2 separate regions of the Homo sapiens genome follow, and region 2 is linked to region 1. The links are chromatin loops, found by intact Hi-C in ENCODE. Cell type or tissue: HepG2. All regions are shown on one strand.

The links. Hi-C counts contacts between places; a loop is a spot of excess contacts. Peaks named below come from ENCODE experiments on the same cell type or tissue, not always from the same donor. Only the 100,000 strongest peaks of a DNase experiment are listed, where the experiment ranks them.
Region 2: it touches region 1 in a loop (2.3-fold over the local background); 7 of 110 quality-filtered maps call a loop at or near these places.

The regions. Positions count from the first base shown.
Region 1 is chr4:2,540,483-2,548,482 of GRCh38, forward strand. All of the region lies in intron 1 of FAM193A (family with sequence similarity 193 member A), which reads left to right. Among named protein-coding and RNA genes, the nearest start is that of FAM193A, 7.8 kb to the left of the region's middle. In HepG2, no CTCF peak of the experiment used is centred here; a DNase peak (open chromatin) is centred at 3,439.
Region 2 is chr4:2,590,916-2,598,915 of GRCh38, forward strand. FAM193A (family with sequence similarity 193 member A) reads left to right here. Exons shown (of 21, transcript NM_001366318.2): 2 at 5,169-5,414. Among named protein-coding and RNA genes, the nearest start is that of FAM193A, 58 kb to the left of the region's middle. RefSeq lists enhancers at 4,835-5,787, 5,788-6,739, 6,740-7,692. In HepG2, no CTCF peak of the experiment used is centred here; no DNase peak of the experiment used is centred here.

The DNA of each region.
Region 1 (8,000 bases):
ACAAACCCCAAAAAATTAGCCAGGCGTGGTGGCGGGCGCCCTGTAGTCCCAGCTACTCCGGAGGCTGAGGCAGGAGAATGGCATGAACCCAGGAGGCTGAGCTTGCAGTGAGCCGAGATGGCGCCACTGCACTCCAGCCTGGGTGACAGAGTGAGACTCCGTCTCAAAAAAACAAACGAACAAAAACGAAAAAACAGGCCGAGTGCGGTGGCTCACACCTGTAATCCCAGCACTTTGGGAGGCTGAGGCAGGTGGATCACCTGAGGTTAGGAGTTCCAGACCAGCCTGGCCAATGTGATGAAACCCCATCTCTACTAAAAATACAAAGAATAGCCGGGAATAGTGGTGGATGCCTGTAATCCCAGCTACTCCGGACGCTGAGGCTGGAGAATCACTTGAACCTGGGAGACGGAGGTTGCAGTGAGCCCAGATCACATCACTACACTCTAGCCTGGGCGACAGTGCAAGACTGTGTCTCAAAATCCGTCTCAAAAAAAAAAAAAAAAGGGCAGGCGCAGTGGCTGACACCTATAATCCTAGCACTTTGGGAAGCCGAGGCAGGAGGATCAGCTGAGGTCAGGAGTTTGAGACCAGCCTGAGAAACATGGAGAAACCCTGTCTCTACTAAAAATACAAAATTAACTGGGTGTGGTGGCGCATGCCTGTAATCCTAGCTACTCAGGAGGCTGAGGCAGGAGAATCGCTTGAACCTGGGAGGTGGAGATTGTCATGCCAGCTACTCTGGAGGCTGAGGCAGGAGAATTGCTTGAACCTGGGAGGTGGAGATTGTCATGAGCTGAGATTGTGCCATTGCACTCCAGCCTGGGCAACAAAAGCGAAACTCTGTCTCAAAAAATAACAAAAAACAAACAAAATATTTTAATACTTTTCTGATCTTTTCTGTTCCATGTAATCTCATTAATAAAATCTGGGTTATAGTCCACAGAATTAGTTCATTGTGTACTTTTTTTTTTTTTTTTTTGAGACAGAGTCTCGCTCTGTCACCAGGCTGGAGAGCAGTGGCGTGATCTTGACTCACTGCAACCTCCACCTCCTGGGTTCAAGCGATTCTCCTGCCTCAGCCTCCTGAGTAGCTGGGACTACAGGCGCGTGCCACCACGCCCAGCTAATTTTTGTATTTTTAGTAGAGACAGGGTTTCACCATGTTGGCTAGGATGGTTTCTCTTTCTTGACCTTGTAATCCACCCACCTTGGCCTCCCAAAGTGCTGGGATTACGGGTGTGACCCACTGCAGCCTCTCTATTGTGTACTATTGAGTTGTGTGCTGCACCTTGACAGTTGCTTTTACTGTATTTTAAGCTTTTAAAATATGCCACCATCTTTTATGGTATTTTATTTTATTTTTGAGACAGAGTCTTGCTCTGTCGCCCAGGCTGGAGTGCAGTGGCGCCATCTCGGCTCACTGCAACTTCTGCCTCCTGAGTTCAAGTGATTCCTCCTGAGTTCAAGTGATTCTCCTGCCTCAGCCTCCCGAGTAGCTGAGACTACAGGAGTGCACCACCACACCTGGCAAATTTTTTTTTTTTTTTCAAGACAGAGTCTCACTGCGTCACCCCAGCTGGCGTACAGTGGGGTGATCTTAGCTCACTGCAACCTCCGCCTCCTGGGTTCAAGTGATTCTTTTGCCTCAGCCTCCTGAGTAGCTGGGATTACAGGCATGTGCCACCACACTTGGGTAATTTTTGTATTTTTAGTAGAGACGGGGCTTCACCATGTTGGTCTAGAACTCCTGACCTTGTGATCCACATGCCTTGGCCTCCCAAAGTGCTGGGATTACAGGCGTGAGCAACCACGCCCGGCCATTTTTTGTATTTTTAGTAGAGACGGGGTTTCACCTTGTTGGCCAAGCTGGTCTCGAACTCCTGACCTCAAGTGATCTATCTACCTGCCTGGGCCTCCAAAAGTGCTGGAATTACAGGCGTGAGCCACTGCACCTGGCCGATATTTTAAGCTTTTAAAGCTGTCTTTAGTTTTTAAGTTTCTTTGTAAGTATTTTAATAATTGTTCATTAAAGAAACTCTTTATGGTAACTGGGGTAAAATATTCTTGACACAGATCACAGAAAGTCTTAATGTAATTCTGAAGCCTCTGAATTGTTTCCCCACAGATGGTGAGCTTTTTGGAGTACCTTGTATGGTGCAAAATGGCACCCAAAACAGTATCAACCAGAAACAGTGAGTGGTTTCTGGCCCTATGGTTCCCAGGGAGGCTTTCTGAGTCCTGGCAAGCAGCCTCTACACTCCGTAGTCACCAGGCCAGGAGGTGGATAAGAGAGAAGGCCGAGTGGAAGGACTGTCTTGATTTTCAGGAGTGGTCACAGTCCCACTGTCCTGTGTGCGGGACACAGCACTATGTGTTATACCCAGGACCACCTTCATCGAGGTGGCTGCTGAGCCAAAGAGGGTGTTTCTGCATGTGGGTAGCTTCAACAAAGGAGGAGGACCATGGGAGAAGTAGGAAAACATAACTTAGCTTATAGGGTCTTTGACTCAAAACAGAATTCTTATACACAAAGCTTGGGGAACCACAAATTTGTTAGGCTCTGTTCCATGGGCAAGGTATCAACCTTGCGCTACCTCAGTTTTCTTTTCTTTTTTTTTTTTAAATGGAGTCTCGCTCTGTCACCCAGGCTGGAGTGCCCTGGCGCAATCTTGGCTCACTGCAACCTCCGCCTCCCGGGTTCAAGTGATTCTCCTGCCTCAGCCTCCCAGGTCGCTGGGGCTACTGGTGTGTGCCACTATGCCCAGCTTATTTTTTGTATTTTTAGTAGAGACAGGGTTTCATCATGTTAGCCAGGATGGTCTCGATCTCCTGACCTCGTGATGTACCCGCCTCGGCCTCTCAAAGTGCTAGGATTACGGTGTGAGCCACTGCATTTGGCCACTACCTTGGGTTTCTTAATGATAGGGCACCACAGGCTTGGTAGCTCATACCTATAATCCCAGCATTTAGGGAGGCCAGGGTGGGAGGATCACTTGAGTCCAGGAGTTTGAGATCAGCCTGGGTGACGTGGAGAGACCCTCCCCGCCACTGCTCTACAAAAAATTAAAATAAAAATTAGCCACCATAGGGACCGGGCATAGTGGCTCACGCCTGTAATCTTAGCACTTTGGGAGGCTGAGGTGGGCAGATCACTTGATGTCAGGAGTTTGAGACCAGCCTGGCCAACATGGAGAAACCCCATCTCTACTAAAAAATGCAAAAATTAGCCAGGCATGGTGACGAGCGCCTGTAATCTCAGCTACTCAGGAGGCTGAGACATGAGAATCGCCTGAACCCGGGGTGGGGGGTGCAGGGCTGAGGTTGCAGTGAGCAGAGATCACACCATTGCACTTCAGCCTGCACAAAAGAATGAGACATTGTCTCAAAAAAAAAAAAAAAAAAAAAAAAAACCAAAAAATTAGCCACCATACAGCGTATCCTCTGCTTTGATGGTATGATCGTTGTATAAACATGCTGGTATGATTATTATGGATCTTTGGGGTACATGAGGGTGCACTTAGAAGCCTTCCCTGTATTGTAGAAATTGCGACCACGGTGAAATTAGGTTATCATTAACTCTAGTTCATATTTGCCTAGTGACCTGAGGAAATAGGTTGAAGAAAAATGTAGAACTTCCTGTGTCTTAACTAAAATTAACAATTTTAACTTTTAAAAGTTTAAATGGTTACCATACACGCTTTAGAAATGGTGTACCTGCAGAGAGCATGTCTGTGATTCAGTATTTTTTCTATGTGTACACCTATGTAATAAATATATCAAGATAAAGAATATAGGTTGGCACAGTGGCCCATAGCCATGATCCCAGCACTTTGGAAGGCCGAGGTGGGAGAATCACTTGAGGCCAGGAGTTCAGGACCAGCTTGAGCTATGTAGTGAGACTCTGTCTCAACAAAAAACTTAATTCTAATTAGCCTGGCCAGGCGCTGTGGCTCACACCTGTAATCCCAGCACTTTGGGAGGCCGAGGTGGAAGGATCACGAGGTCAGGAGTTTGAGCCCAGCCTGGCCAACATGGTAAAACCCCATTCTCTACTAAAAATACAAAAAAATTAGCTGGGTGTGGTGGTGGGCGCCTGTAATCCTAGCTACTCGGGAGGCTGAGGCAGGAGAATTGCTTGAACCCAGGAGGCAGAGGTTGCAGTGAGCCCAGATCGGGCCACTGCACTCCAGACTGGGTGACAGAGCAAGACTCTGTCTCTGAAAGAAAAAAAGAATTAGCCTGGTGTGGTGGTGTATACCTGTAATCCCAGTTATGTAGGAGGCTCAGGCTAGAGAATTGCTTGAGCTCAGGAGTCTGAGGGTTACAGTGAGCTGTGGTTGTACCACAACAGCACTTCAACCTGGGTGACAGGGAGACCTCATCTTAAAAAAAAACAAAAAAGACTATAGATAGAACAATTTTCCGGATGTTCCCTCATCTCCTTCATGGTCGTTTCTACTACTGATCTCATCTGTATCCTTTAAAAGGATTTTGACTTTGAATTTCTTTCTTTCTTTTTTTTTTTGAGACGGAGTCTCCCTCTGTCACCCAGGCTGGAGTGCAGTGGCGTGATCTCGGCTCACTGCAACCTCTGCCTCCTGGGTTCAAGTGATTCTCCTGCCTCAGCCTCCCGAGTAGCTGGGATTACAGGCATGCGCCGCCATGCCCAGCTAATTTTCGTATTTTTAGTAGAGATGGGGTTTCACCATGTTGGCCAGGCTGGCCTTGAACTCCTGACCTCAGGTGATCTGCCAGCCTCAGCCTCCCAAAGTGCTGGGATTTCAGGCGTGAGCCACCACGCCAGGCCCTCTCTTTGAATTTCATAGAACAAGAATTTTTGTGCTAGGGCTCTTTGGCTCAACATTATATTTGAGATGCATCTGTGTTGTTGTCCTAGCAGTGGATCATTTTTTTTTTCATGGCATGTAAACTTACTGTTGTGTTAATATTCCACAATTCATCTCACCATTCTAATGGACATTTGGATTGTTTTATGGCTGCTATGAGTCAACTGATGTGTCTATTCCTTTCTGTACATGTGTTTTGGTGGACATGAGCACTCAGTTGGTCATATGGCTGGGGGTAGAATTGCTGGGTGTACTTCGATTTGACTTTAGTGGGTACTGCCTGATAGTTTTCCTAAATGGTACTGTTATATGCTAATTTTTAGAAATTAACATGTAGCAAAATTGATACTAATTAAAAAAATTTTTTGAAACAGACTCTGACTCTGTTGCCTTGGCTGGAATGCAGTGTTATGACAATGGCTCATTGTAGCCTCAGCCTGTCCTGCTCAAGCAGTGCTCCCACCTCAGCCTCCCAGGTAGCTGGGACTACAGGTGTGCACCACCATGCCTGGCTAATTAAAAAACAAAAATTTAAGGCCAGGTGCGGTGGCTCACGCCTGTTATCCCAGCACTTTGGGAGGCTGAGGCGGGCGGATTATGAGGTCAGGAGTTTGAGACCAGCCTGACCAACATGGTGAAATCGTGTCTCTACTAAAAATACAAAAATTAGCGGGGTGTGGTAGCAGGCGCCTGTAATCATAGCTACTCGGGAGGCTGAGGCAGGAGAATTGCTTGAACCCAGGAAGCAGAGGTTGCAGTGAGCCGAGATTGTGCCACTGCACTCCAGCCTGGGGGACAGAGCAAGACTCCGCCTCAAAAAAAAAAAATTTTTTTTTTTTTGTAAAGATGGGGTCCCACTGTGTTTCCCAAGCTGATCTCAAACTCCTGGGCTCAAGCAGTCCTCCTACCTTGGCCTCCCAAAGTTTTGGGATTACAGGTGTAGGCTACTGTCCCAGCCAAAATTGAATGTTTAAAATGTGCATTTTGCATTTGAATTTTAACAACTGTAGATTCATATATCTACTACCACAATCAGGATACAGAACAGTTTAATTGTTCACAAAAACTCCCTCATGTTATAGTTACACTCTCCCCAACTCCTAAAGTCTTGGCAGCCATTACTGTGTTGCTTGGTATGATTTTATCTTTTGGATAAGTCCTGTAAATGGACTCATACAGTCCATTTATGACTGTGTAGTCTTTTCAGGAAGGTTTATTTCACTCAGCATAATGACTTTGAGATTCATCCAAGTTGTTGCATGTATCAGTAGCTTGTTCTTTTTTACTGCTGTGTAGTATTCTGTTGTATAAATGTACCACAGTTTGTCCATTTTTCCATTGGTGGACATTGGGGTTGTTTTGAGGTTTTGGTGATTATAAATAGAGTTGCCATAAACATGTCTATACAGGATTTTTGTGTGAAAGTAAATTTCAATTTTCTAGGTAAATACCAAGGAGTAGGAGCTGGTCATATGGTAACATTATGTGAAACCGCTGAACTGTTATCCAGAGTGGATAATACCATTTTGCCTACTCACGCAATGTCTGAGAGTTCTGGTTGCTCTGCATCCTTGCTAGCACTTGAGATTTTCAGTGGTTTTTGTTTACACTATTATTATTAATATTTTTTTAGTAGAGATGGGGTTTTGCCATGTTGCCCAAGCTGGTCTCAAACTCCTGAGCTCAGGCAGTCTACTGGTCTGGCCTCCCGAAGTGCTAGGATTACAGGTATAAGCCCTGGCCTAAACTGTTTTTTAAAAAACCCTTTTTGTGGGCTGGGCGTGGTGGCTCACGCCTGTAATTCCAGCACGTTGGGAGGCCGAGGCAGGCGGATCACTGGAGGTCAGGAGTTTGAGACCAGCCTGGCCAAGGTGGTGAAACCCCGTCTCTACTAAAAATACAAAAAGTAGCTGGTTGCGGTGGCACACACCTGTAATTCCAGCTACTCGGGAGGTTGAGTTGAGGCAAGAGACTTGCTTGAACCTGGGAGGTGAAGGTTGCTATGAGCCAAGATCACACTACTGCACTCCAGCCTGGGCAACAAGAGCGAGATTCTTGTCTCAAAAAATAATAATAACAATAATAATAATAATTCTTTTTGTGGAAATGGGGTCTCACTATGTTGCCCAGGCTGGTGTCTATCTCCAGGGCTCCAGCGATCCTCCCACCTTGGCTTCCCAGTGTTAGGATTACAGGCGTGAGCCACCGCACCCAGCCTAAAACTAGACAGACAGTTTATAATTCCTGACCTTAGTATGTGTGTGTGTGTGTCTGTGTGTGTGTGTGTGTGTGTATGTATTTTTTTTTTTTGGAAGTGGAGTCTCACCCTTTCGCCCAGGCTGGAGTGCAGTGGCGCGATCTTGGCTCCCTGCAACGTCTGCCTCCTTGGTTCAAGCAATTCTCCTGCCTCAGCCTCCCCAGTAGCTAGGATTACAGATGTGCGTCACCACACCTGGCTAATTTTGTAGTTTCAGTAGAGATGGGATTTCACCATGTTGGCCAGGCTGGTCTCGAACTCTTGAACTTAAGTGATCTGCCCACCTTGGCCTCCCAAAGTGCTGGGGTTGCAGGCGTGAGCCACTGAGCCTGGCCTCTTAATATTTTAATAAATAGGTCTGTAGTGGTATCATAGTTTTAATTTGCATCTCCCTGGTGCCTAATAATATTAAACATGTTTCCTGTGTTTATTTGCCATTCCTGTATCCTCTTGGGAGCAGTGTTTTATCAAGACTTTGCCTATTTTTTTTTTTTTTTTTTGAGACAAAGTCTTGCTCTTGTCCCCAGGCTGGAGTGCAGTGGCACGATCTCGGCTCACTGCTACCTCTGCCTCCTGGGTTCAAGTGATTCTCCTGCCTCAGCCTCCCGAGTAGCTGGGATTACAGGCGCCTTCCACCATGCCTGACTAATTTGGTATTTTTAGTAGAGATGGGGCTTCACCATGTTGGCCAGACTGGTCTTGAACTCCTGACCTCAGATTATCCGCCCGCCTCGGCCTCCCAAAGTACTGGGATTTCAGGGGTGAGCCACCATGCCCGGCCTACTTTGCCTATTTTTTGAAAGTTCTCCATGATTCTGAATTCAAATCCTTTGTCATATATAATTTGCCAACATTTTCTTCAACTGTGTAGCTTATCTTTTTGTTGAGACAGT
Region 2 (8,000 bases), 50 kb after region 1:
ACTTGGTAGGCTGAGGCAGGAGAATCACTTGAACCTGGGAGGTGGAGGTTGCACTGAGCCGAGATCGTGCCACTACACCCCAGCCTGGGTCACAGAGCAAGACTCCCTCTCAAAAAAAAAAAAAGAGTGTAGAAGTTGTACAGGAGTTGTAGTAATTAGCTGCGTGTGACACGTATTGATTGAGGGGTAGGGAGCAAAATTCACAGAATAAAAAAGTTACCATAGTGGGGTTTGAAGGGATGCCTCGCAGTTGTCTTGTAAAGGAAAGGCGGGGAGATTGGTGTTTTAGGGAAGCAAGCAGCAAGTATGAAGGCAGGAAGAGATAAAGCCACATAGTTGGTTGGGGCGGGAGTGTGGAACTGTAAGGAGTTTCAAGTGGGTGATTTTGCAAGAACACACTGACCAAGGGCCTGGTGTATCCTGCTTGATCCTTTGCTAAGGACTTGATCTTTTTAGGCAGCAGGAACAATCGAAGGGTTTAAGGCAGAGAATGTTCTGGTCATAGGTACAGTGTGAGGGGGTTTTGACAGGAGATGGAGGGCATGTGGGGAGCAGACAGCCCTGAAGGCCGGTCGGCAGGAGGTGGCAGCGTCACCAGCACGGGGCCTTTGTTGTGTCTCCTGCATTAGCCTTCATAGGGCGGTCTAATCTGGGTTGTGCTGCTGTTACCCGAGAGGATATTGCTTTTACTGTGTTTTTACCCTAAGATGACCTTTTTTCTTCATGTTTATAAGAAGTTTATCTGTAAAGTATTTTTAGTAAATCTGGGTTTTCATGTTTAATTTGGAATTTCATTTTGGAAACAAATTTCAAAACTAGAATATAAGCCTAGCAAGAAAACAAATGCTATTATGATTTAATGTCTTTTATGATACACACACACCTCCCACCCCCATGCACACAGGCCACAGTCACTGGGTGGTAGAAAATCAGTTTATTCAGAAAAGGTAAAATACATCATAGATGGTAGAACTCAGCTGTTAGTAGTGTTCCCAAAGTGTTTTCAGCAATACTGCCATCTTAGCCATATGTCCGTATTCTCCTATGCAAAAATTTCTGGGTTATCTTGGTCCCTTACATGGATATATATACACATTTTATATATTTACATATTTCATCTATGTGTTTGTAGGATTTGGGGGATGATACTAGTAAAATGTTCATTCTGGTACATATATATAATTTTTTTTTTTGAGATGGAGTATTGCTCTGTTTGCCCAGGCTGGAATGCAGTGGCGCGATATCCGCTTGCCGCAACCTCCGCCTCATGGGTTCAAGTGATTCTCCTGCCTCAGCTTGAGTAGCTGGGATTACAGATGTACGCCACCACACCCGGCTAATTTTTTGTATTTTTAGTAGACACGGGGTTTCACCACGTTGGCCAGGCTGGTCTTGAACTCCTGACCTCTTGATCTGCCTGCCTCGGCCTCACAGAGTGTTGGGATTACAGGTGTGAGCCACCGCGCCCAGCCTGCTACATTTATTTTTTAAAAATATCAATGTAACTAGATTTCTGCTTCCAAGCAAGAGGTAGTAACTAGAAGTGGATTTATCTTCCTGTCTCAAACAGTGAAACAAAGGACCAAAAAAATGTACCAAGTAGTAGTTTTCCAACATTGGCCCACAGGCAGGCAGGACAGTGATCCCTGAGAGAAGAAGAATAACCGCGGCAAGCTCCAGCCTTGCCCAGGCTTCCTGCCTGGAGAGAGTCTGAAGGCTAGGACTTGGAGAGCTACCCAGACCGAGTCTGAGGATCTCCTTGATTGAGGAGGCTGAGTTGAGACTTTGGGGAGGCCAAAGTAAATTTGCAGGGCAGAGTACCAGAGAGGAGAGAGCTGCAAAGAGGGGAAGGAAGAGCTCTGCATAGGGTTCTCCCCAAGCCCAGCTGAGGGCGCATAAGCACATGCCTGTGGGGAAGCTCTCTGCGCCTGGGCTAGCACCCTGGAAGTGAGGAGCGGGACAAACCTTGCAGCTCACACAGGGCCAGGAGCAGTGTGTGTTCCCACCAGCCATTGTGGGAAAATCTTACAACCTGCAGGACCCTGGGTGGCAGCTTAGGAGGATATTGCCTCAGTTGTGGGTAAGAGGAAAGGCGTTCTGATGCTGCCTTACAGAGCCTACAAGCCCTGAAAGGACCAGACTCTTCCCAAACAACCCTCCTATGGCCCATGACGAAGCTCAGATACTGAAGGAATGAAAAAATACCCAGCACCTGACGCTTCATACTTGTCCCTAGCTCTTCTCCTCCTCTCACACCTCACAGCTGGCTCCTTCACAGCCTTATCCACTTCCCTTCCTGCAGCCCTGGTCCAAGCTGCTGCTGTCTGGCTCCTGAACTGCAGATAGTCGTTTCTTCCCATTGTCCCATCCCATCTCTCTCTGCACGCAGCCTCAGAGTCACTCCTTGACTTCAGTGGCCCTCAGCTCTCCCCCATCTCTCCTTCTGCTCTTGTCAGCCCCATGCCAGCCACTGGGCTCCCCACAAGGTACAGCCATGTCGGCTTCGGGGGTCTCCTCAAGGAGGCCCTCACTGTCCACCGGGTTAAAGGGTACAGATCTTCTTTGCTGTTATGTTTTTCTCCTTATCACTATTTAATTAGTTAATTTTTTCATGTATTTGTCTTATTTATTGCCTTTGTCTTTGACAGTTTTCTTCACCATTGTGCCCTCAGTGCCTGGACCAGTCCCTGAGCATGTGATGGGCTCAGTAAATCCTGGATGACTGGTGAATGTACAGGAGCTGAGCTGTGCGCTCTCTGGTCATTTCTGGCTCTTAACATTATGATTTTAGGCTTGGGGACCTTTGGGCCTGTAGAGCCCAGCATCTCATTCTGTAATTAAAAGGGCAAGCCAGAAAGGTCTGATGGGTATGGCTGTTCTGCCAGTGATGGGAGCTGTTTTCTAAGACCTGAGGAAAAGAGATGGCTTTATATTGGGGTAAATCAGTGTGCCTTTTTTTTTTTTTAATTGTCGTCATTTAGGCTTTTGGGATTTGTTGGTATGGAAAAATACATGGATTCTCATGGTACTCGGTGGTTTGAGTAGTCTGGCGTTCTCTAGGACACTGTGGGGAGGTAGGACGCAGTTGTCTGCCCCTGTGCCCCAAACATTCAGCTCAGGATGGCTGCTGAGCTGGGTTTGGGAAAACTCACAACCCTGTGGATGTAACAGGAGTCAGCAGTTTTGATCACTGGTTCATGGAAACATGTGAGAATATATATGAACATCTTTTGAGTCTTGCTGGTATTGTCATTCATTCTTTCAATCACTAATTCATTCATTTATACATTCAGCCCCTTGTTTAAATATGTGCTTCCTGCCGGTCAGCAGGAAGTCTTAAGAATGGAGCCTGGGGTCCAAATGAGAGCCCTCAGTGGCTGTTCAGGGGCCAATCCGTTATGTACAGTGGGTCCTTTTGAATACCGGTGGTGGGATGGGGAGACAGCTCGAGGCTGTGGGAAGAGCTACAGGTCTAGCCGGCCTTGGAGAAGCTTCTGGGTGGAGATGGAGACTGAAAAGCCAGAACAGCGTCAGCTGGGTCCACTCTCTTCCCACCTGGCATGTCTTGCAGCAAGGACACCCTACACGGCAGGAGAGACTAGCGGGGGTTCTCTCACCTCCACCCCACTGTGTGCCCTTTTTCTGGCTGCCTCTGGAAGGCCAGGCGAGGCTTCCCTTTGCCCTGCTCCCTGGGAGTGCCTCCCTCCAGCCTCTCCTCAGGGTTCGAAGGGGCTTCCTCCTAAGGTGCAGAGGCAGCCCTGTGTGAAGGACCCGTCTTAGGATTGGGTTGATACGGGTTAAAAATCCTGTGTCTCCCCCGACACACACACACTTGCTGGTCTTGGGACTTTAACCCCATTTCCAGTTGTGTGAGACTCAGTTTCTTTCTTTTTCTTTTCTTTTCCTTTTTTTTTTTTTTTTTTTTTTTTTTGAGACTTAGTCTTGCTCTATTGCCCAGGCTGGAATGCAGTGGCGTGATCTTGGCTCACTGCAACCTCCACCTTCCAGGTTCAAACGATTCTCCTGCGTCAGCCTCCTGAGTAGCTGGGATTACAGGTGCACACCACCACGCCCAGCTAATTTTGTGTTTTTAATAGAAACAGGGTTTCACCATGTTGGCCAGGCTGGATTTTTCTTTCTTTTTTTTTTTTGACACGGGGTCTTGCCCTCTCACCCAGGCTAGAGTGCAGTGGCACGATCACAGCTCACTACAGCCTCGACTTGCTGGGTTTTAGCAATCCTCTCACCTCAGCCTCCCTAGTAGCTGGGACTACAGGCACGCACCACTATGCCTGGCTAATAGTTGGATTTTTTGCAGAGGCGAAGTCTTGCTATGTTACTGAGGCTGGTCTCAAACCTCTGAGCTCAAATGATCATCTCACCTCTGCCTCCCCAGGTGCTGGGATCACAGGCGTAAGCCACTGTGCCCAGCCTTCAGTTTCTTTTTCTGTATTTGTGTTTTAAAGGCTAATTTTATTTTTTTTCTGATAGAGTGGGTGGTTATCTTTTGAGAGGTTTTAAGGTATAACAATCTTGCCTTTTCCTCCTACCTCTAAGGCCTCTTCCCCTTGCCCCACATTGTAGGACCTATTTGAAAATGCAGATGTTTATTTACATCAGGTGATAAGAGATGAGCTCAGCATCATTACTGCTGGGCCTGGAAGGGCGTCTGGGCCTTGGATGTGCAGCTGCCATCAGCTCCCTGTTTATCTTGAATCTGGAATTTGGACAGCCGACCTCAAAGATGGTTTGCATCTGCAGACACACTTAAGCCAGAATTGCCATCTTGAATCTGAGCCCTGGTGTGCAGATGCCTCTAGAATAGTAGTTTCAGACTTCGTTGGTGGTAACCAGTTCTGGTAAACAGTCTGAAAATTGAGGCTGACAGTTTCTAGCATGTGGTGGAAAAGTAATACAGAAGTCAAGGTGAAGGGGTTAATTTTGACAATTTTCTAACTCGTACTAAGATAAGATTTTCTTTATGGCACTATTTAAAGTATTACGAGTTTCTAGAACATTAGGTTTAGTTTTATTCAATACATTTCCTATTTTATGTTTCTGTATATAAACATACACATGCATTTTAGTTTTAGAACTATACATATATTTTAATATTCTTGGCTTTGTAGATGAGGTTTTGAAAATAGAATTTTTTTTTTCTATTCCAGACTCCTTTTAGTTTTGGCATGAATCATAGGACACCACCCTACCCTGCTGGGGATTATTGTCTTCTGTGCAGAAGTGAACGGAAAGACTCATCATTCTTAGAGAGTGGAATTAAGACTGCGAGCAAATTGGCCCTTTCCATGGCTCCCAAGGGCAACAGCGTGCTGCACCTGCCACTGTGGGTGTGCCCGGACTGCCGCAGGACCGTGGAGAAGGAGGAGAGGCATGGCGGCCTTGACCAGCCAGTGGTGAGTGGCTGCCAGCACAGGCAGCGCAGGGCGTTGGCTCCCCCCGCCCAGGTTATGGGGTAACTGGCAGTGAAAGAAATGGATTTGCTTTTGCTTCAGGGGGCACTCCCTCCTGCACCACCTTCTAGTCTGTGTCTCCTGGTACGTTCCTCCTGGTCTTCCCTGGCCACACTGCAGTAGGTGGCAGGACACCTGCCCTCCTTGTCTGGGCACAATTCAGTCATCAAGCTATGTGACCCTGAAGGGTGATTTTTGGCTTTGAGCTTAGTATTTCTTTGGTGGTACAGTTTCTTGAAAAGGGAGTACAATTTTCATGTGTTTAGTTCTCAACAATTCGACATGCAGGTAATTCTTTACGCGATGCTCTTAAGCCTCACCTTCCCTTTTACTTATTTGTGCTGCTTCAGCCTCTTCGAGGCCACAGCAGGCTTGGCTGGGAAGACCGCACCCTTACTCTTATCTTTGACCTGATGGAGTTTTGGTGGGCCCTTGTTCCGGGCAGGCTTTCACATGTACTGTTTGGGTTCTGGAAGGAGTTGGCTTTTGCAACTATTTGAGACCCCACATTCTAGGCCTCTTCTGTGCCCTTTGATTTCTGCTTGAAAGCGGCTAATTATTTTCTGAGCTCTTCTCTTCCTTCTGATACCTTGCTATGTGCAGCCAGGAAACGTGTGCATTCCCTGCTCCTCTGTTTTCTCCTGCAGAACTGCCTTGGGGGAGTCCTGGTGACAATCTGAAGAGCGCATCCCCACTGCCTGGTGTGGGTTTCCATCTTTACTGGCCTTGGAGGCAAGCCCCATCTCCAGGGCCAGTTTCTATCCTTGGGGTCTCATTGTCAGAATTACTTTCTCACTCGGCCCCTCCCGCATGTCCCGCTTTCCTGCTGTAATTCTCTTCCTAGCACTTATTTCTAACATACTATGTATTTTACTTACTCATTTGGTTTGCTTTCTTCTTCATTAGAATATAAACTCTACAAAGACAGCTATTTTTATGGTTTTCTTTGTGTGGTTTTTTTGTTTGTTTTTTTACCAATACCATTTTCTTTGCTTTTTGTGGTGGTTGGTTTGTTTTCTCATTAAACTTTATCAGCTCTTCTTCCGACTCCAGCCCTGCTCTTGTATTTTAGCCTGCCTCTGCCCTTGGGAACAGGCTTCTGCTGTTTGCCCTGGTCCAGAGGCCAGCGGAAGTGCCTATGGTTCCCTGCAGTGCGTCTTGCCTGCGTTGGAGGAGGATCTCATTTCCCAGCCCCCGGCTTGTCTTGGTAATGGATAGTTTGTCAGATGAGCCATTCTCTCCTCACCAGAAACAGTGACCTTGGGAACAGCAGAGGTGTAGTGTTGGCCTGTGTTTGTGGATTCGGACCAGCTGTTGCTTTGTAGGTCAGCCTCTTTGTTGGAGCTGGCCTTTAAAAAAATAACATGATTTACCTTCCATTAAGATTCACTCTTTTTTTACTTAAAAAATGTTCACTACCACAGCTAAGCTACAGAACATTTGCATCACCCCATAAAATCCCCTTGTTCCCCTTGGTAGTCACTTCCCTTCCCCCGTCCTAGCCTCTGGTAACCACTCACCTGAATTTTTTTTTTTGAGACAGAGTCTCGCTCTGTCACCCAGGCTGGAGTGCAGTGGCACAATCTTGGCTCACTGCAACCTCCGCCTCCCGGGTTCAAGCAATTCTTCTGCCTCAGCCTCCCCAGTAGCTGGGACTACAGGCACGCGCCACCATGCCCAGCTAATTTTTGTATTTTTGGTAGAGATGGGGTTTCACCATGTTGGCCATTATGGTCTCGATCGTGATCCGCCCGCCTCTGCCTTCCATAGTGCTGGGATTATAGGCATGAGCCACCGCGCCTGGCCTGACCTGATTTTTGTTCCTACAGTTTTGCTTTTTCCAGAGTGTCACATATACTTCTGTAACTTGCATAATGCTTTTGAGAGTTACCCAAAATGTTGCATGCATCCGTAGTTTCTCTTTTTTATTGAGTAATTTTACAGATAAACCAATTTATGCATTCACCAATTAATTGATGGATGTTTGTGTTGTTCCCACGTTTGGGCTATTTTGAAAAAAGCTGCTATGAACATTATTTTTCTTCTGTGGACATCCTTTTTATGTGTTGCTGGATTGATTTGCTAAAGTTATGTTAATGATTTTTGCATCTGTGCTCATGAAGGCTGTCTGTAGGCCTCTTGTCTTACAGTGGCCTTCGGGGTCTCATAAAATGAGTTAGAATGTGTTCCTGTTTCTTCTCCTTTCTGGAAGACTGTGTTAGAATTGGTATTATCATCTCTTCCTTAAACGTTATTGGTTCTTGCTTTCTGTTTCTCTTGTTCTGTTTGGTCAAATGCCAGACAGTGTGCAGAGAGCATCAGGCTGAGGTTGTTTCCTGTGTCCTGTTGTGCACCTGGGAGGCCAGGTCAGTGCATTTGGCCTCAGCTGGGCTGTCTCTAGCACTGTGCGTGCTCGTGTGGGCCTGTAGAGGGGAGTCTCTCTCTACTTCCTCCTTGGCAAGGTCTCCGATGGTGGCATCTTCTCAGTTCCCCCCTCTAGCCTGACTCTTGGGCAGCTCTGTGCTCACG